Regions from separate parts of the Homo sapiens genome. Here region 1 is linked to region 2. The links are chromatin loops, found by intact Hi-C in ENCODE. Cell type or tissue: CD14-positive monocyte. All regions are shown on one strand. Links, peaks and the distances in the headings refer to the core of each region. The heading gives the core; the rest is flanking DNA. Region 1 overlaps LOC105370269 (a long non-coding RNA gene). Region 2 overlaps KCTD12 (potassium channel tetramerization domain containing 12).

Region 1 (13,622 bases), core at 1-8,000, 57 kb after region 2:
GCTAGAGAATTGCTCAAACCAGGACCCAGGAGGCAGAGGTTGCAGTGAGGCAAGATCACACCACTGCACTCCAGCCTGGGCTACAGAGCGAGATTCTGTCTCAAAAAAAAAAAAAAAAAAAAAAAAAAAAAAAAAAAAAAGGGCTTCCCTTTTTCCCACTTTTTACCGTCAGTGACCCAGAACAAACAGCTTTCATTTCTGATTTGCAAAGTATTCCTTTAAATTGAGTATATGTTTTATGTGAATCTATAGTTTTACTGATAAAAAAGGAGCCAAAACTATTTTTTAAAGTTCTTTTTTTCTTCCGGAATTAGCTGCATTGAGCATGTGCATATTAACAGTCTTTTAAATTGTTATTAATATGAAGACATTACCCTTCCTCTGTCGGAAGGACATAACGCTGAGCCATTTGGAGTGAGTTCTGACAGATTTGCCCCAAATCACCCATATCATCTTCTTACATCTTTTTTGTGGCCAGAATATAGTTTAATGCTACAACTATTTCAGATATTGCTGTCAAATAAGGTTTTCCTTTGTTTGACATTGAAAGTCCTGAATGGGATCAAGACAGGTGACCCAAACCTGTGCTTCTCAAATTTGAATGTGCATATAAATTACATTTTCAGAAACTTGTTAAACATGGATTCTGATTCTGTAGGGGCTGATTAGGGCTGTGGCCCAGGATTCTGCATATCTAGCAAGTTCCCAGGTGATGCCGACACTGCTAGTCTGGACCACATTTCAGCAGCACAGATCTAAAGCGATGGTTCTCAGCGTGTCGTCTTGGGACCAGCAGCCCAGGCATCACCTGGAAACTTATCCAAAAATGCAAATTCTCAGGGCACACCCCTGACATTCTGAATGAGAAACTTTGGGTTAAGGCCCAGTAATCTGTGTTTGCACTAGACAGCCTGAGGATTCAGATGCACAAAATGTTTGAGAACCACTGCTCTGAAAAATTAACACCCTGCTCTAAAGTAAATTTCCTGCCAACATGGACCGATTTTATTGTTTACTATTAAGACAGAAATCAAGGCTCTCTTGGGTCTGAGACATCCAGGACAGTCTGGCCATGGCTAAGTTAACTGCAGGAAAGGAGCACTTAACAAATCTGCCCACACTGGTGAGTGGGCCCTGGAAAAGCAGACCCTGCCACCAGCTCTGGCTGAAATTTCATCAGGCAGGAGCATTCCCTACATCTGAGCATATGGATGTCATTGAAACCAGCAGTCAGCAGGAGGGAAGTCTGACAGGGGTTAGTAGAGCAGTGCTGGATTGCCCAACACAGAGATAGGCATGTGCTTAAGGTACCCACTAAACAGGGACACTAAAATAATGAGAAAAAAATTTGTGAAGAATATAACATTTTTCAAGAAAACATGAAAATAGATATCATGTTGAAAATCACATTATTCGGGTTCTTCATATTAATGTTATTGGTTAGTATGACTTGGTGTAATCTCTAGAGCCAGACTGCCTGTCTCTAAGTCCTGGCTCTACCATGTAACAGCTAGATAACTTTGGAATTTACTCATCTTGCATTGCCTCAGTTTTATCATCTATAAAATGGGGATAATGGATTTTTTGTTAGAATTAAATATTACATCAGATTTGCAAAGCTCTTAGAATAATGCCTTCTATATAGTAAGTGCTTAATAAATATTTTTATTACAAGTGTGGGGAAAGAAAATAAGGGTTCCATATTTCTTTCAGTGCTTAGGGTTTTGAAAGAATTAACTGAACAAATTAACCAATAAACCAAAGAAGTTTAACACAACTTGTGAGAGATTAGACAAAAGTCAGAAATGCAAGCAGATAAGAGGAGCCATCTGAAGAGATCTATGGGTCCTAGAGAAAGACCAAGCAAGAGTAGGATAGAACTAGGGAAAGGGCAGGACTCTGCCCAAAGTCAGGTACGTATCAGAAAAAAGGAACACACCTTAAATCTCTGGGGTACACATTAGGAGATGTGTGTGTGCTGGCCACCCACAAGGATGTATCATCATCAGTAACTCTCAGAACTTAAGGCCGCACCACTGGCTCTCACCTTAGCTGCAAATGGAATCACCTGGGGAGCTTTCTAAAATACCGGTACCTGGGTTCTACCCCCAGAGTCTGTTTCATTGGTCTGGGGCATTACCTAGGCATCAGAGTTCCAAAATCTCCTCAAAGTGAGTTTATTAGTGTCCAGGGTTGAGTGTCTTGCATCTTTTAAGTTTGTCAGCATTGATCCTGGAAGTTGTGATGGGCCCAACTGCAGGTAAATGAGAAACTCAAGGATAGGAAAACACAGTCCGTGCTTATTCATCATCTCCACATTCTTTTTTTTTTTTTTTTTTTTTTTTGGAAATGGAGTCCCACTCTATCGCCCAAGCTGAAGTACAGTGGCACGATCTCAGCTCACTACAACTTCTGCCTCTTGGGTTCAAGTGATTCTCCTGCCTCAGCCTCCCAAGTAGGTGGGATTACAGGTGTGCACCACCACACCTGGCTAATGGATTTTATTTTTTTGGTGGAAACAGGGTTTTACCATGTTGCCCAGGCTGGTCTAGAGCTCCTAACCTCAAGTGATCTTCCCACCTCGGCCTCCTAGAGTGCTGGGATTACAGGCATGAGCCATCGTGCCTGGCCCAGGTTCTTTATTCTTCATATTTATGCTCTAGACTTAGTTCCTTCCAAGCTGTTGCTAGTACATAGGGTGCCTTTGTGCAATTCAGAAGCACATTTTCCTTCTTCAGGATGCTTTGTCAAGAACTGAGAACGGTCTGAGATGTTGCCCTACGTGCAAGCTAACGGGTAAGCCTATCGCAGTTTCATGGATGGTGGCAGAAGACTTGAGACTTCTTGCTTTTGGACTTGTTTTATTTTTTTAATCATCTCATTCCTCAGATGATTTCCTATTCATACTTCAACTTTTTACTAATTATTTACCCGAAGATTTTGATACTTTAAGACATGATCAACTCCATATACTACTGGGCCTAATCCTCGTTATTGGCACATTGAAGCAACATAAGCCACCTCAGAACTGAGAAATACAGATTAAACTAGCCAAATCCATGACAATGACTGAGTTGTGTACAAATGACCCATACCAAGTATTAGATGAAACAAGAGACTTCCAAGAATTGGCATGGCCTCAGGGAGACACAATGTGCCACTATGTCTGAAGATGTGCCATAACTGTTAAGCTGCCATCTTACCAGTTACAAGAACTCAAGTTTAATCTCTTGCAAGAACTATACTGAAAAGATGGCCTAACAACTATGTGCTGTCACGTGTCTGAGTGTTGCAACAACAGGTGAATGATTAGTATGGAATTTTAAAAGGGGAACAAAGACAAAGAAGGAACAGAAGCTAACTAGCATAAACTGGGGAGAATTTGTATCTGGCAAATACCAACAGAGAAGTATCTGCTATGTTGGGGCAGGGACTTCCAACTGGCTTTCCCAAGGCCTTGGTAAATGTCCCTCCAATCCTGTGACGGTTAATTTTATGTATCAACTTGACTGAGCTAAGGGATGCCCAGATAGCTGGTAAAACATTATTTCTGAGTGTGTTTGTGGGGGTGTTTCTAGAAGAGATGAGCATTTGAATCAGTAGACTGAGCAAAGAAGATCCGCCCTCACCAATGTGGGAGGGCATCATCCAAGCCATTGAGGGCCTAAATAGAACAAAATGTCAAAGGAAGAGCAAATTTGCTCTCTTCCTTCTTGAGCTGGCACTTGCATCTTCTCCTGCCCTAGGATGTTGGAGCTTCTGCTTTTCAGGCCTTCAGACTTGGACTGAATTACACCATCTTTTAGTTCTCCAACTTACATATGGCAGATTGTGGGACTTCTTGGCCTCCATAATCATGTGAGCCAATCCCCATAATAAATCTCTTATATGTTTACATATATCCTATTAGTTCTATTTCTCTGGAGAACCATGACTAATACACCCTCCCACTGCTTCATTCCAGTTCCACATTTGGCAAGCAACATTCCATGACTCATCTGGCTTCCCAGCCATGTTGCTATAGGGAAGGACCCCAGATAATGAAAGAAACTAGCCTTGCAATATAAAGGAACTAAAATGATACGTTGGCATTCTGATCTATGCATCAGACTCTCACCAGTTTGTTAGTGAGACTGTCATTTCCCCGGTGGCAGATTGCCTGTAAATCCTCAGTACTAAAGCTGGATCCAGCCATGGACATGCAGCTGACGACATGAAGGCATTTTCCCAAGAAGGCCACCTGGCCTCTCTAAACTCCCCCTCATTACTCCCTGATAGCAACTGGTCCCACCCCAGGTTTCATCCTATCCTAAGGTGAGTGCCTGAGCTGAAACTGGTCCCTAAAATTCCAGAAGTCTTTGGAGACAGGGCAATTCTAAACCCTTCAGGGAAGTCCCTGTTGTCCAATTTAGGACATGCAAGCAGAATGTCACTCTCAAGACTGAAATATTACTTCTCAACTGTTTAAAGACCAGAATGGGATGAGGACTTGGAACTGCCATATGCACCCAGGATCCATATTTATTCATTCAGCACCCAGAATGTGGTAGATAATAGATACTATAGATACAGAGGAAAATGAGATGGAACATTAACCATGGGCTGATATTGTCACAGGACTAGTTATCAGCTTTGCAGGGCTTGAGTCAATCAGTGGACCCAAAGTTGACCAGGATCTTGGGGACTCACTCTCACTAACCCAAGTTACATGAGAATGAAGAGTCAAGCAGAATTCCAATTTGTTAATTTATATTGATCAGAATTTTATCATTTCTAGTGTCTATAAGGAGTCTGCTATTAGACCGTTCTCTGTATCAAGGTGCCTGGAAAGGCAAGTTATCAATGTTCACTCGGTTAGTTAAAGGAAGAATGGATGCTGAGGGCCACCTCACACACAACACGGGAATGCCTAACTTTGATGGGTGCCTCCATGTTGAAAAACTACTATCTTTATAGCAATCCTGTCACCATGATATGAAATTTGTTTTTCTCTAGAAAATTAGCTAATACAGATGGTCACCCTAATTATCAAGTAAAGTTAGAATGAGCTGTGTGACAAATGGTGCTGTCATGTCTTCTTGAGAACTAGTTATTGTTTATCTTGACAACATGCAGGTAGTGGGTTGTATCTGCTTGGTTATATAAAAGGATGAGACTTCTGTCTTTGCCATCTCATAGAGGATTGCCTGTGATGTGCATTACATTCTGGTTTAACGCTTATTGAATAATAAATGTGTTTTCTTTCTCTGCTTTCTCAATAGAGAGGATTTCTGGGCTGGGAGGAGATTTTGTTTTTAACTGTATTTCCCTACCATCTTATTCTTCCACATGCACAGTCCTTAGCAGTGTTTCTCATGTATAAAAGATTTTCTGTTGATTTCTACCATTCCTTTTCCTATTTTCACACATCTAAGAGCAAGAAGGATTTTTTTTTTTTTTTTTAGTTTGTGGGGAAAAAGGTAATACTAATTCAAAATATAAAGCCATAGTCAGAAAGTTTGAAAATCTTTGCAAACTAGATTTTATTAATAATGTTAAACGGTGAGGGTGGGGAAATATGTTCTTAGTGGATACCAAGGGGTAAAAAAGAAGGGAAGGAGGAAGGGAGCTACATGAAGTAGGAATTCTGGAAGGCAGAACCCAAGTAGTCATACGGAAGGTACCAAGCCTTCGAAACATCACAAGAGGCTACATTAATTCTAACTCTTTTCCTAAAATTTGGAGGAAGTATTAAGATGTTGAAATGCATAGCTAATTTGCATACTTTGAATGAGTCATGACAAATATTTCAACTGACAAGAATTTTTCACATTGAAACATGATGATAGTGAGCTTTTTGTATTAGCTGTCATCCCTATAATATTCAGAGACGGTGTTATTTTGTGTAATTCACTTGGAGGGTACAGATCTCACTTACCCACTCACAAAACAAGGGTAATGTGTTGGGGTATAAATTTAAAATCCAGGAATGTGTGATTGCATTGTGCTGTAAGTTCATGCTATGTTTTCACAAAGGCTAAAAGGTTAGCAAAATAAAGATAATTTATGAGAAGCAAAATAAGAAATTGGAAAAGTACATATAGCAGAGAATCTTGTGGACCCATATGTTTTGGGCACCAGGGAGATAGACGATATCATGGCTTCTCAGTGATCTGTGTGAGGGAGCCCTCAGCACTCATTCTTTCCCTACTAACCAAGTGAGCATTGTTAACTTGCCTTCCCAGGCACCTTGATATAGAGAAGGGCCTCAAGAACACACTCCTGTACATATTAGAAATGATAAAATTCTGATCAATGTAAATTAATAAATTGGAATTCTGATTGATTCTTCATTCTCATGTGACTTGGATTACTAGAGTCAGTCCCCAAGATTCTAGTCAACTTTGGGATTGAATCAATCCCTGCAAAGCTGATAACTAGTCCTGTGAATATGTGGTCACTCGCCAAGATAAGCCCATGGGTAATGTTTCCATGGAGTCCAGACTCAGCAATCAGCTGATGGCTCTTTGTGATTCTCTCTCTCTCCTGCCCCTTCTCTCTCTCCCTTCCTTACTCCCTCTCCTCTAATTTCACAAAGCCATTTTTAGAATTCTCATTTATCACCCAGGTGATCCCTCTTTCCCATCATAAAGGTTGTAGCCAATACACCTATAACAAATGAGAAATTAGCAAGAGAAAAGCATAACAAGTACACTTGATCATAGGTTTATGTGACATGGAAGTTTTCAGGATGGAGGCCTAAAAATACAAGGGAAACTGTTCATTTTTACGCTTAGGTTCTATGACGTAGGGACAACCATTTAGAAAGGGGATTGGACAAAAAGGGTATGAGCTAATGGGAATAGACTCAGTGGGGGAAACCCAGAGAGGCCTGCATGCCCAGATTCTTCTTGGCTTCTCTGTGCAGCACTCCTTTCTCCTGGGTAGAACCGCTGTGAATGAAAGTCTTTTTTTTTTTTGAGACAGGTTCTCACTCTGTCACCCAGGCTGGAGTGCAGTGGCACGATCTCAGCTCACTGCAACCTCTGCCTCCCTGGCTCAAGCAATTCTCCCACCTCAGCATCCCGAGTAGCTAGGACTACAGGTGTGTGTCACCACCCAATTAACTTTTGTATTTTTTGTAGAGATGGGATTTCACGATGTTGCCCAGGCTGGTCTTGAACTCCTGCGCTCGAGCAATCTGCCTGCCTTGGCCTCCCAAAGTGCTGAGATTACAGGCATGAGCCACTGTGCCCAGCCTGAAACAAGAGTCTTAATTTCTTTATGGCCAGTTGTTACACAGAAATGTGGGGGAAGGTTAGAGGAATATTTTTAGGCTCTATGGCTGGCTTTAGGGAAAAGAGGTTCTAATTTCTATGCTTTGCCTCAGGGAGAATGAGGGGCGAGAGACAGGAGGGCAAAAGGTTGGAGACAGACTTTGCTTCTGAGGCTGCTTCTGAGGCTTTCATTTGAAGGTATTGTTTTCTGAGCCCCAACAACCATAAAAATACAAATGGAGAAGGGGATAAAATCACCAAGATAGCAACAAAATATCTTGCTTAATGATCTATGATTTACTAAATGGGACAGTCAAAGCCACATGAAAAAATATGAAAAGCAGGCCGGGCACAGTGGCTCATGCCTGTAATTCTAGCACTCTGGGAGGCCAAGCTCAGGAAATTCTAGCACTTTGGGAGGCCGAGCTCAGGAGTTCGAGACCTGAGCTCAGGAGTTTGAGACCAGCCTGGGCAACACGGTGAAACCCCGTCTCTAACTAACATACAAAAGAAATTAGCTGGGTGTGGTGGCACATGCCTGTAGTCCTAGCTACTCAGGAGGCTGAGGCAGGAGAATTGCTTGAACCCGGGAGGCAGAGGTTGCAGTGATCCGAGATCGCACCATTGCACTCCAGGCCTGGCAACAGAGCAAAACTCTGTCTCTAAAAAAAAGAAAGAAAGAAAAGAAAAGCAGATGATGACAGTTCTTAAGGGAATATCATCATAACTGAAGAGCCAAGCCCAATAATGCGTGGCATGCCACCGTCCCCTCTGAAAACGAAGTGACCACGGAAGTCCCACGAGACTCCAGCAGCCCTGACCACAGCCGATTGGACCCACAGCAGACACGGAATATTCTAACGTTTAGTGTAATCCAAAATGAGATGACAGAGGCAGGGTGAGAGGCTCACACCTATAATCCCAGCTACTTGGGAGGCTGACGTGGTAGGATCACTTAAGCCCAGGAGTTTGGAGTTACAGCGAGCTATGACTGTGCCACTGCACTCCAGCCTGGGAGAAAAAGACTCTGTCTCAAAAATAAATTAATTAATTAAAAAGAGATAATAGTGAGTAAACCTGAAGCTCTCTCTGTAGGTCTGTGACCTGCATATTTTTTAAATGTTAACACTGTAATATGAAAGCGTGGCTGAACAGTTAGCCTTGCTCTTTTGGCACCCTGACCAGTGCCTCTCACTTTAGCTGAGTTTAAGAGCTTCCTTAAGAAATGACCAGCAAACTCCATGATCTCCAAGCCTAAGGGTGGTCATTTTAGCTTGGGGAATTGAGGACACAGAGGCAGGTCGACAGCAGTCAGAGAAATCCTGCAGTTGAGGGTCATGTCCCAACACTACAATCTGACTTAATCTGTATTTGTCAATATATGAAAGAACAATGCAGAATCACTGGACATGAATAAAACCAACAGCATGAAAGAGAGGTGCCAAGATGAAGAAGCCTTGTAAAAGGTCCCAGAAGAAAACTTGTATTTAATATTTGAAGTAATTTTCTCAAAGACACTGAGAAGTTACAAGATTCATAAAACAAGATATTACCGGCCATGCCAATGGATATGTTAATTAAGTTCACACTTACGGGCACTAACTCCAACAGAAGCTTCCACTTTCACAATGTCTCAATAGCCAATTACATGTGATCAAATTCACTGTTTATACAGAGGACTTCACACACCACCAACCATGCAATTAATATCAACGCACAGGGAATAATCAGAGGCAGGTAACAAACCACAGCAACCGTGCTGGTGACCAATGGTTAACACACCAGTCAAGTGGGTCCTGAGTCCTTGGTAGGGTCACTGCTTCTCTCTGCTGACATCCACCAAGACAGGAGAAGGTCTCAGACTTACCCCGGGCAGAGTCTCCAAAGGCATCTCTGAGAAGGCCTGGTCTTTGCTGCTTTTATAATCCTCAGCCACTTTTCACTTTCTATTGGGTTCAGTCCAGGTCTTCGGTGGTACCTGGTGACAACAGGTGCTATTACCTCTGTCCATTACATGTATGTTTATCACATTGAGGCAGGTGCAGCTTCACTGTGGGCTTAATGCAGCTTGACATGAGTGACTCCCTTTTGAGACATTAGGATCACAAACCATTATGACATATCATAAGAAAACACTGCTATGTAAAATGTTCATCAGAGAACAAGAGTTAGTATAAAAGAAAAACATGGTTGCCAAAATAAGAAACATATTAGGAGCTGAAAAGCCAAATGAGCACAACTGAGGAACAAATTAGTGATTAGAAGACCAAGTCATACAATTCTACCAGAACACTGAATGGAAATTCTATGCAAAACTATGGAGATTATAAAACTCAAGTGGAGACAAGGAGAAAAAATCCAGAGTCATAATAATCTATATTCAGAAAGAGAAATAAAGAAGAAATGGAATCCAGAAAATTGTAGAAAATTGCTCTGAGATGAAAAAAAAGACTTGATATTCCAATAGAGTCTCTGGTTTGAAATGGGAATATCAAAAGAATGTAACTAGATTTCTGCTGTTGAGATATTTAACTATATTGCTTTTAAAGTCTGGGATAATTCTATATTTAAGTTTAAAAGAGCACAAACTACCTCAATTCCATTCTGTCTGCTAAATGTGCATAAACAATTTCTGCATGGAATATTTTTTAAAGTCTGCTGGATTTATTCAAATAAGGCATCAATCCATCTTACTCTGTTTTTAGCAGACATTTGGTACAGGGCAATACAGCCCATGGATAATCACTCAATGTTTGCTAGTTAACTAAGAAACACTAACAGTCTATTTGATGCTTATGAGAAAGCAACAAACAATAGTTTTCTTCAAGGTAGAATGATTTGGAGAATGCATCATAACCATGCTGAGCTTTCACAAATGTAAAGATTTCTTCACAATAAAATATGTTGAGACAGTCATATTTAAGCAATGCTTTTACAGCCACACAGCCATTCAATTGTACTGATTCCTCACTTTATAGTCCCTGCAACTTAATCCCTTCCTGTACGCTTAAAAAATTCCATACAAAGTTTAATAAAACAAAGGCACAATGTACATATACATACAAAATAAACACTGACTCTATGAGGCATTCTCCTAAATATTCGTTTTTAAATATAGTTTCTTAATATTTTACACCTTCCTTGTTAAAATGTGATGCTGTCGACCAGCCTGGCCAACACGGTGAAACCCCATCTCTACTAAAAATACAAAAATTAGCCAGGCGTGGTGGTGCGGGCCTGTATTCCCAACTACTCCAGAGGCTGAGGCAGGAGAATCACTTGAACCCAGGAGGTGGAAGAGGTTACAGTGAGTCAAGATGGTGCCATTGCACTCCAGCCTGGGCGACGAGAGCGAAACTCTGACAAAAAAAAAAAAAAAAAAAGAGGAAGAAAAGCAAAGAAGAGAAGAGAAGAGAAAGGAAGAGAAGAAAAGAAAAATGTGATGCTGTCCTAAGGGCTGGGAAAAATGGAACCAGAACAATGGCATATAGATAATGGCCTAAGGTGGAAACAATTTTGGTAATTGTTGATAATTGTTGCTGTTGTTATTTTAAAGAAATTAAACACAATTTGCCCCAAGTTTCATCTTTTATAAAACCATTCTCATGGTAAGTACGTTTCAATGACCCAAATGAATTAACAAAAAATTAATCGGGGAAATGAACCCTGATTGCTACCGCTGTATTTTCTCCTAAAACATTGGCTTACAATCAAATGAAACTTAATCATAACAATCCAGAGATTGACTCATCCGATGTTGCCCAATAGTGGCAAAGAAGGGCAAGTCAGAAAAAAAGGAAACTGAAATTCAAAGACTGTAATCAGCTATTTTGGACAAAATTAAACAAATTAAATGGCTTTTCTTTTTTCAAAATAGTCTCTATTCTCACATTCCTGATTTGTTGTTTCAAATATTTCCAGTTTACTCTGACAGTTCACATTCTCCCACAAGCATCCCTTATAGGGGAGCTGCTGTTATCAGGATGAAGATAAAGATCTATTCATTGTATTCTATTTGCTGGCAGACCAGCACTCCAGAACAGGATAAAAGCCACAGCCATTAAAAAATAGATTCTCGGCTCGGTGTGGTGGTTCACACCTGTAATCCCAGCACTCTGGGAGGCCGAGGTGGGCAGATCACCTGAGGTCAGGAGTTCAAAACCAGCTTGGCCAACATGGCAAAACCCTGTCTCTACTAAAAATATAAAAATTATCCAGGTGTGGTGGTGGGTTCCTGTAATCCCAGGTACTCAGGAGGCTGGGGCACAAGAATTGCTTGAACTGGGAGGCAGAGGTTGCAGTGAGCCGAGATTGTGCCACTCCACTCCTGCCTGGGTGACAGAGCAAGACTTTGTCTCAAAAAAAATAAACAATAGATTCTCCTGACACATTTCTGTTGGGGATGAGGGCATGAGTTAATATGACTGACTAATTGAAAGCATCAGGTTTGCATTAATTCATTCAACATTTACTGAGCACCACCTATGTGTGAAGTTGTGTGTGAGACCCTGGGATATTGTGATCAACAGGGTAGATCAGTTCCCTGCCTAAAAAGAATGTTCCTATCTAACAAAGGGTACAAAGAGGGGAAACTTATATCCCCTGGGAACATACAGGTAGGGCACATAACCTAAACTTAGGATGTTGTGGTGGGCTCTTCGATGTAGTTCTTCCTTTTTTTTTTTTTGTAGAGACAGTGTTTCTGGACCAAACTGAGGGTCGGGCTGCTTATTCTCATGGCCCAATAATGAGATGCAGATGAACTGGGAAAGAAGCGAGGTTTTTATTTCTGTAACCAGTTACAGGGAGAAGGCCTGGAAATTATCACCAGACCAACTCAAAATTACAAAGTTTCCCAGAGCTTATATACCTTTTAAGCGATATGTCTGTGTGTAAGTGTGCATTCATCTAAAGACATACATGATTAACTTCTTCTAATCTATGACTAAGATCTGAGTCCTGAAGACCTTCCTCTGGAGCCTCAGTAAATTTACTTAATCTAAATGCATTCAGGTGCTGGAGTGATTACCCTTAATTTGTCTGATGGAGGCAAGATCATGGAAGTCTGGAGAGTTCCTCTAGTCCCCAGTAAAGCTTGTTTGTGAAGGTCTGAGGAGTTCCTTCAGACCCACAAGAAAACTTGTTTAATCCTAAATGGGTCCTGTTAAGACTTCCTTCATTATTTTGTCATGCTATAAGACCCGGGAAAAGCCTAGGCAAAACTCTTGGTGGGCTTTTGTTGCATTCTAGCCTTTGTATGAGGGCACTGCCTCTATCAGCTTTTAACATTTAACCTAACCACTCAGTCAGTGCTGAAACAGTTGTTATGTAGGCCTGGGTTAGTGAGACCTGGCCTGCCACAATGGAGTCTCATTATGCTGCCCAGGCTGGTCTCAAACTCCTGGGCTCATGTGATTCTCCTGCCTTAGCCTCCCAAAGTGCTGGGACTACAAGCATGAGCCCAGCCCTAGATGTAACTTCCTAAAGTAAAAATTGTGTAAAACTTTAGACAGGGTTTTCTCAACTTTGGTGCTGTTAACATTTTGGGCCTGGTAATTCTTTTGTTGTTGGGGTTGTACTGTACATTGTAGAATGTTTAGCAACATACCTGGACTCTACCCATAAGATGCCACAATTTGGTGACAACCAAAATATCTCCAGACATTGCCCAATGTCCTCTGGGAACAAACTCATCCCCAGTTAAGACCACTAGCTTAGATGAAAGATAAGAAAAGGGAAGTTGTAGAGTGAAGGAGAAGAAAAAGGTAGAAGGGTAGGGAGAGAAGACATAAGAAGTAAGAGGGAATCGTTGCTACAAAGGTCCCTTAGACAATAAAAATCATGGCCCCATAATGGGTGGTGGGTGGCAGACGCTAAGCTTGATTTGAGCATGAAGAGATAACTACAGTCTTATAAGGGCCCTTATAAGTCATATTATCAGCTTGGAGCTTTATTAACTATCTATTGCTATGTGTGATGGTTATGTCAACTTAACTGGGCCACATGGTGCCCAGATAGCTGGTCCAACATTACTCTGGGTGTTTCTGTGATAATGTTTTGGATGAGTCTAACATTTAAATCAATAGATTGAGTAAAACAGATTTTCCTCCCTAAGGTGAATGGGCTTCATTTAACCAGTTGAAGACCTGAATAAAACAAAAAGGCTGACCCATCCCAGGATAAGAGGGAATTCCCCCCACCCACAAGAAAGATGGGCTTTTGCATTTTTACACAGAGCATTTTAACTCCTTTGTCCCAAACTCTTCCCTAATAGGATTGAAATGGAACCTCAAGGCTCATGGAGATTTCCTCCATAATTTAAATGCTGTCTTCTCCAAAGACAAATTCTGCCACCATATCTAGAAC
Region 2 (12,134 bases), core at 4,135-12,134:
AGAAAAATGGGATTAGGTCCTTATCCCACACCATATACAGAAAGCAACTCAAAATGGATTAAAGACAAATTTAAGACCTGAAACTGTAAAACTTCTAGAAGCATAAGGAAAACACTTTGTGACATGGGTATGGACAAAGATTTTTTGGATAAGACCTCAACACACAGGAAACTTAAGCAAAAATAGACAAATGGAATTACATCAAAATAAACAGCTTCTGCACAGTAAAGGAAACAACCAACAGATTCAAGAGACAACCTACAGAGTGGAAGAAAATATTCACAAGCTATACATCTGAGAAAGGGTTAATATACAAATTATATGAGGAACTCAATAGCAAGAAACCAAATGATTTTAAAATGAGTAAAAGACCAAAATAGACATCAACATTTCTCAAAAGAAGACATAAAAATGGCCAATGGGTATATCAGAAAATGCTCAGCATCTCTAATCATTAGGGAAATGCAAATCAAAACCACAGTGAGATATCACCTCACACATTAGGATGCCTATTAGGAAAAAGACAAGAGATAAGTATTGGCAAAGGTGTGGGGAAGAGGAAACCCTTGTACACTGTTGGTGGGAATGTAAATGAGTATAGCCATTATGGAAAACAGTATGGAGGTTTCTCAGAAAATTAAAAATAGAAGTACCATATGACCCAGGAATCTGGCTCCGGGGTATATATCCACAGGAAATGAAGTCAGTATCTCAAAGAGATATCTACACTCCCGTGTTTACTGCAGCTGTATTCACAACAGTCAAGACAGGGAATCACCCTAAGTGTTCATCAACAGATGAGTGGATAAAGAAAATGTGGTGTATATACACTATGCAGTACTATTTAGCCATAAAAAGAGAAGTAAATCCTGTTATTTGCAACAACATGGATGAATCTAGAGGACATTATGTTTAGTGAGATAATCCAGGCACAGAAAGGCAAATGCCACATGATGTCATTTATTTGTGGAATCTGAAAAGGCTGAACTAGTGGAAGTAGAGAGCAGAATGGTGGTTCCCAGGGCCTGGAGCAGTGGGGGATGGGGAGGGGTCGGTGGGTAGAAGACGTTTGTCAAAGGAGACAAAATTTCAGTTAAGTTCAAGAGATCTATTGTACAACATGGTGACTACAGTTAATAATAATGTGTTGTATTCTTTAAAATACATGAATACTCTAAGGGAATATTCATGCTGTGGACAAGAAATTTTAAAAAATAATGGTAAGAGCGTAGATTTTAAGTATTCTCAGCATAAAAATGGTAACTACAAGGTAATGCACATTAAATAGCTCAATTTAGCCATTTCACAACATACATATTGTAAAATATCATCTCGTAGAAGATAAATATATACAACTTTGTATGTCAATTTACAATGAAATGAAACACAAAAAATAAAAACGTTTTTGTCATTTCATAGTTATGCTTCATACATTCCCACTACTCAATGCCTCAGTAACTCCATTCTTCCTCTATTTCTTTTTCAACAGACAAAGGAACTTATGTTGAAAGAGGAATCTGGTTGTCTCAAAGAGTACATGGAGAGAATATAAGGTTGTTGACTAGACTGGGATGTTTTTGTATCTGCAAAATTGGAAAATTTATTTTAACAAATATCTCATTTTGTTTAAAAACATACCATATAAATTGGCTAAGTGATATTAAAACAAAAGCATACTAATCATTTTTTAAAGCTGTTAGCTTTTAGACTAAACCATTTTTTGGTTTAATAGATACAAAATATTAACTACTAAGACAGAATTTCCATAAAGTTGTACTAATAAGGTTAGTTCCCATAGTCTTAGCTTTATTAATAAACTCGATTTTAGCTGTCCACAGCCCATAAGGACTACGGAAGATTCTTCAGAACATATCTTTAGCATTAAGCTACCAAAAAAATCTTTTTAATTTCAAAATTAATAAGCAAATAGCCTCTTTGTCCAACTCTCATAAAACTGCAAACTTTGGCATTGGGGAAAACATTTTCATATCATTTTTGTACTAGAACTTCAGACATTCTTATTTTTGAAAGACAAGGACTGAAGTGGATGGTAATGACAGCTACTAAATGTCTCCAATATCAATTTCCTTCACAGAACCGCATACAACAACAGTAATCCCCATACAACTCCGAGCCCTAGTTTAAAAATGTCCCTGTAAGGTAACGCCATGTCACAATTAAAGCAGTGAGCTCCACACAGTTTCTCTCCAAAGCCTGTAGCAATTTTAAATTAACTTCAACCTTTTTTCAAGATAAGGTGACTCCCTGTGTCTACTCTTTCTTGGCTAAAGACCATTTCTGATTAGTTTCCTATAACTAAATGAAAGCTAATACATTTGTCTGCTCCAGCTGCCATAACAAAATACCATAGACTGTGTGGCTTACACAACAGAAATTTATTTCTCACAGTTCTGGAAACTGGAGAGACAAGATCAAGGTGCCGGCAGAGTGTGTTTCATTCTGAGACCTCTTCTCTTGACTTGTCGGTGGCCACCAGCTCTCTGTGCTCACATGAACTCTTTTTTTGTAAGCAGGAGAGAGTGAACTCTGGTTTCTCTTCCTCTTCTTTTAATGATACTAGTTCTATTGGATGAGGAATCCACCCTTATGATGCCATTTCACCTCAATTACTTCCATAAAGGACCTACCTCCAAATACAGTAACATTGGGAGTTAGGGCTTTAACATATTAATTTGGGGGGAACACACACATTCAGTTCATAGCCACTAGTATCAGCCTTTTAACTGGGAAGTTGCTGGCAGATTTATCAACTGTGTCCAGATCCACAAAGTAAAATGAAGTTAAAGATGAATGTCAAAGAATTGAAGCCCCCCTAAAGCTCTTTTCAACTGTTAGAGCTAACACAAAAATATTTATTTGCCTACTTATCCCCAAATTGACTCAAACCTAGAATTAAACTAAACGATAATAACATGAAACTTCTTTGAGAGTTCTCCTTAGATACTGGGAGAAGGAGACTATGTATATGTTACAGAGGAGAAATACAACAACAATACAATAAAGTTTCACTCTTGTTTTTTGGTCTTTGCTGTACTTATGTTTTTAAAGTAATACTCCCAAAACTAGTGGGCAAAATTTTAACTAACAGCTCCGTTTCTGACATTAGCTCATGAAGAGAACTTATACTTTGAACACATGGAGTTCTGGGCAGGAAAAAATATATATATTCACTATTGTAAGGTCAGAGCATCATTGCACAGATCATTTATTTTTTTTAAGTACTTGCAACTGTCATTTTTAAAACCCACAATTCTCACCAACAGAACATTTGAAATAGTATACTCCAGCATTTCAGGGAGGTCAAATTTCTTTCCTACAACTTTTAGAGGCACCTTTTGAAACTTTCCAGTTAAGATTTTCAAAAATCTGTACCAAATAATAGCCCCAGAGGAAAGTATATAATACAGCTGTCAGTGAGCTTGACTTTCGTCATAAAATGGAAACATTGCCGAGCATTTTCTCCTTTAGCCAGAAATTCACATGGGGCTTTGGAGCAGCTGCCCTATAATAACTATTCAGAAAAAAAGATACCTGAATCAATTAGTTCTCATCCTAATCTTTCTGACTTTCAAGTCAGATGAAAGGATAATCATTTTTATATATTTATTTATGAAACTAGTTCTATTTTTTCAAATATATAGGTATAAAGGGGGATTATTGATCTTTCGTAGCATTATTTTAAAAAGCAAAGATTAAGGCCGGGCGTGGTGGCTCACACTTGTAATCCCAGCACTTTGGGAGGCTGCGGTGGGCAGATCACCTGAGGTCGGGAATTCAAGACCAGCCTGACCAACATGGAGAAACCCTATCTCTACTAAAAATACAAAATTAGCCAGGGATGGTGGTGCATGCCTGTAATCCCAGCTAGTCGGGAGGCTGAGGCAAGAGAATCACTTGAACCTGGGAGGCAGAGGTTGTGGTGAGCTGAGATCACCCCACTGCACTCCAGCCTGGGCAATAAGCGTGAAACTCCATCTCAAAAGAAAAAAAAAAAGCAAATATTGGCAAATTTCAAGTTAGTTCTTTTTCTCCCTATATGTGAAAAAAAATGAACTAACATAAGCATTCATTAATTTATTCAACTAACCTTTATTGATCCTCTATTACATGTTATGTACTATGTTGAGCCTTGGGGCAAAATAGAAAAATAAATGCTTTTTCTATTCTATAAATGGGCAAATAGATGTCGAGGGTGAGCTAAGGGCTCACTACATAACAGAATTAGGGCTGCTCTATATAATAGAGGCAAGCAACCCAAGTCATCAATGAGCCTAAACTCTTCGTTTCTCTTGCATTCCTCTTGCTTAAAAACTGTGATTTTTTTTTTATTCAATGCTTTCCAAAAAGGAAAGACAGAGAAAGAAGATATTTCCACTGCCCTTTTCTTTCTGTATACAGAAATGAGAGCTTGCTCTAACTTTGGATTCTACTCTTCCCTCACCCACCCAAAAAGCAGAATGGAGAAGGATAACGAATTATTATTATTATTATTTTTTTTTTTTTTTGAGACAGAGTCTCACTCTGTCACCCAGCCTGGAGTGCAGTGGCGCGATCTCGGCTCACTGCAAGCTCCGCCTCCCGGGTTCACGCCATTCTCCTGCCTCAGCCTCCCGAGTAGCTGGGACTACAGGCGCCCGCTACCACACCTAGCTAATTTTTTTGTATTTTTAGTAGAGACGGGGTTTCACTGTGTTAGCCAGGATGGTCTCGATCTCCTGACCTCGTGATCCACCCGCCTCGGCCTCCCAAAGTGCTGGGATTACAGATGTGAGCCACCGCGCCCGGCCCCAGGATAATGAATTATTAAGAAATAAATGATAAATAACTGGGGAAATGTTTTCAGTTACTCTAACAAAAGAGAACTCCAAATAATTAATTTTAGAATCTATCATTCCTATGCTTCATCTTTTTCACTCTGAAAAAAAGGAGGGAGGGTGAAGCGGAGATCATTCTTAGTAGCTGTTAAGTGTATTTAACAGAATTGTGAGGGAAAGATAGTGTTCATAAAATTTCAACCATGAAATGTGTGTAAAGTCCAACGATGCTAAGTTTTTTGTCATGTCTGGTAGTTATAGAAATACTTTAACTTCTATAAGTACTTGGCCAGTTGACCATTTTGCTCTCTGTTGGTGACGGTAAAGGAGAAGGCTGCGTCTCAAATATATTAGGGGCTCAATTAATGGTCGTTGAAGCTGAAAGGATGACTTCGCATTTGGGGACTTCGCATGCATAATAATAGGTGCTCAATACAGTACCTACTAAATAATTGATGAGGTCTCTCTAAAGACTCTATGTCTCTTGATGATGAGACCTAGGGATTAACAGAACATCAGAGTCTCTCATTCAAACATGGTGTGTCCAATATCACTGCAAAGAAATCTCACTCATGCATAACCTGAGAGGTTTGAAGGGAGAATAAAGATGAACAAAACCTGACCCACTCCCCACCACCCCCATTGCAGCCAGGAGATCTGCACATGGCTTCGTGTGGTCCTCTCATCTGGACTCGCATAAACAGCCTCCTTCCTGGTTTCTGACTCCTGGCCATGCCTATCAAACCCATTCCTCGCAGAGCCCCCAAACGTTCTCTGCAGAATGGAATTCTCTGATTACTTTACACCTTGCTTAAAATTCTTCAGTAAACCCTGAGAACCAAAGTTCAAATCTTGTAATGGGTTACGTGAGGCTCACCCTGATCTGGCTCTTACTGCTTCTCTATGCTTTTGTTTGGTTGGTTGGTTTTGGTTTGGTTTGGTTGTTTTTTTGGTGGGCATAGAGGGCTTTTTGCTTTTGCCATGAGGTTTCAGCAACACTGAGCTGTTTCTAGTTCTTGCTGTCTCCCGATCATTCCTCACTAAGCTGACCTGGACTTAGCAGGCCTCTCCTCTTTCTCTTCTTCACTTTTAAGCCTTTGCTCTGGTGTCTCCTCCTCTAGCAAGCCTAAGACCTGACTTAGGTATCTCCCTTTCTGACTCCCTCAGTTGCTCAGACTATCTTAGCCCTGATTTCCAAGTCATTCTATCATTATTTGGCTCTCTTACTGATCCTCAGCACTTCTGTGTCTTAGTCATCCCCGTTTCCCTATCAGATTGGCACAGTGTGGCACACAGTAAGTACTCAGAGATTTTGAATGAATGAATCCTCAATGGCTGCTCTACAAGGGGGAAAGTTGCAGCAGCCAAGTTAAGAGTTAATGGCCTAAAACAGCCTCGATGACCTCTTTTCTACTTCGCCCCATCCACTACTCTTAGGAGATCTGTGAGGGTAAAGAAGGTGCCCTTGGGCCCCAGAGGGACATTGAAACTTCTTACCTGAGCATAGTAAAGCAGAGAACTTAGGAGGCTGACGTTTTCCCTAAACTATCTCTCAAAAATCAAGCCCAGTATATGCCAACAGAAGTTCTCAACTCTACCACTACCACCATCGCCAAGTTCCTAACGGCAGAAGAGCGTGCACTCATTCCTAGGATACTACAAGCTCAGAGTATCTTTAACATGTAGGGTTTTCTCTCTTAAATTCATGAAAATTTCTCAATCCTTCCATAAAATGAAACAGATTTTTATAAATCACTTACCAGTGAAAGGACCTAATTCCCCTATCCATAGGTACATATCTTAATTAGTAAAACTGAGATTCCAGAAGGCACCCCATATTTCTTCTATAACTTCCCATCCTTTTCCAAATCCCCCCGAGGTGCCTCCTTAAGAAGTATGGGATATAACATGGCTCCTCTAGATATACTGTATACCTAAAACCAAAATATTGGTCATAATTCATTGAAAAAATCTAAAATTTGAAAGGAGGTATAAAACAAAGGGAAGGGGCCTTGTTTCCAATATAAAAGCTACATAAAACTTCACACTTATATACCTAATGACTCTAGAGTGATTTCACACCACCCCCACCAATTCCTAAAAAGCTTCCAGTGAATCCCACTGTTTCCATAGTTCCTCAAGAAGGAAAAAGTACCTCCTGGTCATTTCTCTCTTGGCATCACTTCATACAAAAAAAGCTGGACTCAAATATATTTGCATATATGTAAAAAGACATTCAGTACAGCACTCTTTGGAGTAGAAAAAAAATACCCGGAATTTTAAATGCCTATCAATAAAGGACTTACAAAATAAACGACAGCACATCTAGACAATGGCGTGTCATGTAGAATATCATGTAGCTATCAAACAAAATGAGGTAGATCATTGCCACATGTTCATGCATTGCAGTAGCTCCAGGATATGTAGTTAACAAACAGAAAGCAAGACACAGAACAGGTGTGATTTCTACAGAAAAGATAAAAAAAAAAAAAAGGGAGGCCTCTAGGAAAAACTAGCGGTTACTGGAGGAGGGTTAATCTGTATTACATTTTCAAAAAATAATGTGTCTACACACACACACTTTTAAAACAAAAGCTATCCAGAGGAAGTACAGGCAAAAGGAAAGAGGAAGGGTGAAGCCTGGCTCACTCTACCCGCCTGACTCATGGCTTCCGGTGCCATAACCCAGACGACTTGTTTCTGTGATTTCTCAATCTTAGCAGCACTGTGCCTTCTTTAGAGAGGAGGAACATCAACCACTAGAGATGAGGCAGTAAAGTGCCCCCACATCAAAAAATGCAGCTCCTCTTTCCCAACATTTTTTAGAACCTTCTCATGAACTGTACTTTTAAGTAAAGCACATCTCGAAGCTTCTATTTCCCTGTCCCTATACACAGCAAGTGGCATATGCTGCAGAGAAGTCAAAGAAAATGTTTGTGAAAAACATTTCTTCCATATTAAGTACCAGACCGCCTGGGCATTCTTGACAATAAACTCTGGGGAAAGAAGCTATTTGTGCTTGGTCCTGCTGGCCGGTTCCTTGGTGAAGAGTTCTGATGGCATAATGCTCAGCAGTAGTCCCACAATAATTTGGGAAGTGTTGCCAGTATTTAGAGAACCCCGTAAATGAAATTAGACCAGTGTTCAAGCCAATCCATGCCAAGGAGCCAAGAGGAATAATTAAAGGAGTGAATGTTTTATTCTTTAGTGTTTAATTGAATACATAACAAGTCACATAATCAATGATTCATTACTTCACACACAGGAAGGAAAACAGTAGCTAGTATTTCTGTTATACAACTGGTTGTGAACAGGAAGAACAAAAATCTTTATAGCATTAGATGGTTGAAGAAATTCTCAAAGTTTGGGCATGTCTGAAAAGACTTTGACTGCATCTTTTTTCAATATAAAGGGATTTTTTTCTTACATTTCTGTGTCATTAGAAAAATCTGATAATCTTATAAGATTTTTTCTGCTCTTCTTACATTTAGAGAAAATGGTTTAATGATATGTACTATTTAAAAAATCAGAATCCCAGATAACTCTGTGTGAATCTTACATTGTCTAGCAGATAAGGTTTTCAGATGCCTGGAAAAATTTAAACAACATATAATTTACATCTTCAAAATTAACATCCAGATGGATGTTTTAATCCTTTGTCACTAAATGGTTACTAACGCTGTTTGAGTGGTCATAAATGAATTGTCATTTGTATTCAATAGTAATAGCAAAATTTACCTGCCTATAAAGTCGCAAAAACAGTTGTATAATAGTTTACATTACAATTAATGTACCCATACCTCAAAACACATTTAGAATTTAAAAAAACTGGCTTGGAAAAAAATCACAAAAAATTTAAGTGACAACAAATCTTGATTAACTAGTCCATCTTCCTACCACACATGATTATACTCTAATGTAGATATTCTGGTTGAATTTCTTCCAACCAAGTTTGAAGGGCCCCAGTAGAAAATCAAGTGTTAATACTTTCAGATTTTTATTGTCCAAAACTGTTGACAAAGAAAAGCTAACTTCAACATAACTTGTTTCTGGCTATACAAAGACCTATTTCAGGTGCTACAGATACTGAAAATAGGAGTATTTTACTTATTTCTCAAGAGACAGACTTATGCCATCTAAGAAAATGAATTCAGTTTTTAAATGATTTATAGTAAGGAAAAACAGGAAAACAATTCCAAACGAAGGATTGACTCTGATAGGCTTACAACAAAAATATTCAGTTTACTATTTTAAAAACTAAATTGAGTAAAGTATTTGTGATTTAGACTATAAAATAAATTCTCAAGGAATTCAACCCCTCCAGTCAATACTTTTTCTTAATGTCTGCATTGTAATTTAGCATTTTGCATGTGGGAGTACACAAATGAATTGAATATTGGATCAGAATTTACCCTAACTTGAAGAGTAAAAAGTTATCAAAGTTTCACCTTACATGGCTTTATTGAAATAACATTCCATCGAAAATTCCAATAAAAATTGGAATATATTATGAGCACTGCCAATTGCTCATTTTGTCTGATATTAACAGATTATGCATTTCCTCAGAGAAGCAGTAGGTCCCATATATACAGACATATATATGGCTCTGGTTTGAAAGAGAAGACAATTTTGTCTAGTATTATGATTTATCACTGTGCTATCAATCAAAAACCAGTAGAATACATAACAACATTGAAAGGGAAAAATTTTTAAATCTCACATCTTCAAGGAATATTTTCTACAGCATATCATTTGAAAAAGTAGAATGAATACTGTTCATGGTCCACATGTATTAAAAAACATGTCAATTACTTGGTGCAAACACACAGAACCTGGTACCTGTTTTTTTTTTTTTTTTAACCACCATTGTCTACACCTTTTTAAAAATTAAGTTTGTTACTAAAAGTCCAATGTCATTCACTTGTATTTATGATCATCAAATGGTAATTAGGGCAACATATGTAAATGCATGCCTCTGAATCAGATTCATGCAGTGTTAATTATCTGAATAATTTATGACATTCTCCCAGGTTATTTGAATGGTATCTTTGGAGGGCTTACTCAAATGAACCCACAATACCTCCACTATTACAGCTTATAGGAAATTACAATCCACTTTACAGGCCTCAAAGGTTCATTCTGTGGCCCAAAGCCCATGGAGGGGAAGGGATCTAAAGGTGCTCATGTCAAGTTATTTTACTTGTTTTTTACTGTCTACCCAATGTAAAATGAATTTTCTTCACAGCCTTTACTTTAGGCTAAAAATAGACAGTTTTCTTGTATTGACTTTAACTTTAGAGGGGACAGTCGTCCCTGGAAAAAGAAGTAGATTTACTGTCCCTAACCATTAAATTCCCAGTCTTTCAAATAATGTGCGGGGCGGGGGGTGCTGGGTGTGACAGGGTGCAGTGAATAAGATGCCTATGTACAAGACAGTGGAATAGTTCACCTCAAAGGTTTACAAGATAACATTTGTAAGACTTGAGTGACAGAGGCAAAATTTTAGCAGTTTCTCAAGACTCTTGGAGTTGAGCAGATTTGAGAAGGGAAATCAGAATCGCCGAGCCTTGCCATCTGTCAGTGGTTTTGGTCTGTCCCAAGATGTTCTCAATCATGTGCTTCCTGTTGAACAATCTAACAAAATACCATACGGGGTAGAGAAATCTCTGCAACACTGACTTTTGGTCAGTGAATCAGAGTCCTAAATTATTTCAGGCTTCAAACAGATGAATTCTGATGCATTACTTAGTCTGAGACCAAACTCAACATACAAGCAAGCACAACTTCCTAGATTTCTGCTTCCATTTCGCCTAAAATTACAGGCTTTGTATATGAAGTCAATTTTACTTCTCAAAAAATGTTAGTCTAATAAAAGACCTGAAATCTATTTCCCAACTAAAAAAAAATTAGTGGATTAAAAATACAGGTACCTTGACTTTAAGTAGACAGTTAATCAACATATGATTAGTAATACAACTAATACTCAAGAAAAAAAGTATAATACAGCAAACTCAGTTTTACAATTATGTATTTTTTCCTAACCCAATTCCTCGATAAGGATGTAAGAAACTCATCAAAACATGTTGCTTTAGTATATAAACCAGCTGATGCAAATTACTGGGGTAATATAGGAAATTTTATAGCATTAGTAAATGAATTAAAAAACTAAATGATTCATGTAAAATGTTTATATATGGTATATACAGCTTGGATCACATGAGTCTAAGAATAAAACTGTCGATTTGTAACATCTGTATGGACATAGTAAGATACAGTACGAGATTCATTTTTAAAAACAAGGAAAAATAGCACTAATTTAAACACTGAAAACAGCTCTTACAAAATCCTTAAAAACGTACATCAGAGAAAGATGCTGAAAACAAAACAAAATAGGCTTCTCTGTCATCACAGAATATCCAAAGGACACCTCACAGCATGGAGCATGACGAGGTTTATTTCCCTTCACTTATGGTTTACATAGGATATGCATTGGGAATTTATTCCATGTAAGAGTAAAGGCATAAGGCAACCAGGTCTCCTTCTGTTTCTGTTGCATTTACCTATTATTGGACCATTTTATTGCTCAGCTCACTTTTAAGTACTTATTTGCCTTCATTTAAAAATATTCCATTTTACAGCTATCTACAGATAGGCAGCCCTTGGTGCTGAGTTCTCTGCAGCTCGTCATTTGAAAGGATTCCACTTAACTTCAAACAAACTGCATGAAAGTGGCATTTTCAGGTTTTCAGGTTTGCCCAGAAGTCAACGTTTGCTGGGCTTGGAGAAAATAAGGATTTTTAATAAGTGATCTTAGGTCTAAGTAACCAAAATGAAACTTCTTTTGCGCAATAGATTCCAAAATCAGGATTTATAATCAACAAGAAAATAAAAGTTCAAAAACTAAAACCCTACTGGGTAACTCTTTGGTTAGATTATATATAAGCATTAACAACTCTAAGTTTAGGACTCAAAACAGTAAGTTAAGTAAACTGCCAGGTAAGAGTAGGTCTGTTATTAATCTTTATAAAATACTTGGCATGTTTGCATTTACTATATGATATTTTTTAAATGTGCATATACTCAAACAGATGGTACAAACTTCCAACTTTCAAATCATAAATGACTATGTCTGCTTCTCCCTTCCCACCCTTCCTACCCTTTCCTCCCTCCCCACCCCACCCCGCCCACCAAGTCTTACAGCTAAAGGAAGGTCCTACTGACATTCATTGAAAGAATACAGGCTTTCCTAATACCCACGACGTGCACTATGACCCAGCTCCCTACAGTCACTGCCAGGTG

The links. Hi-C counts contacts between places; a loop is a spot of excess contacts. Peaks named below come from ENCODE experiments on the same cell type or tissue, not always from the same donor. Only the 100,000 strongest peaks of a DNase experiment are listed, where the experiment ranks them.
Region 1: a loop joins it to region 2, with 4 times the contacts of the local background. A loop is called at or near these places in 2 of 110 quality-filtered maps.

The regions. Positions count from the first base shown.
Region 1 is chr13:76,933,638-76,947,259 of GRCh38, forward strand. It overlaps LOC105370269 (a long non-coding RNA gene), which reads right to left. Exons shown (of 4, transcript XR_001749929.1): 2 at 9,124-9,234. Among named protein-coding and RNA genes, the nearest start is that of ACOD1, 8.1 kb to the right of the region's middle. In CD14-positive monocyte, for the core only: no CTCF peak of the experiment used is centred there; DNase peaks (open chromatin) are centred at 3,294, 3,984 and 5,754; H3K4me3 peaks cover 552 bases; H3K27ac peaks cover 2,792 bases.
Region 2 is chr13:76,872,160-76,884,293 of GRCh38, forward strand. KCTD12 (potassium channel tetramerization domain containing 12) reads right to left here. Exons shown (of 1, transcript NM_138444.4): 1 at 8,016-12,134. Among named protein-coding and RNA genes, the nearest start is that of KCTD12, 8.2 kb to the right of the region's middle. In CD14-positive monocyte, for the core only: no CTCF peak of the experiment used is centred there; DNase peaks (open chromatin) are centred at 7,522, 10,442 and 12,132; H3K4me3 peaks cover 5,969 bases; H3K27ac peaks cover 6,780 bases.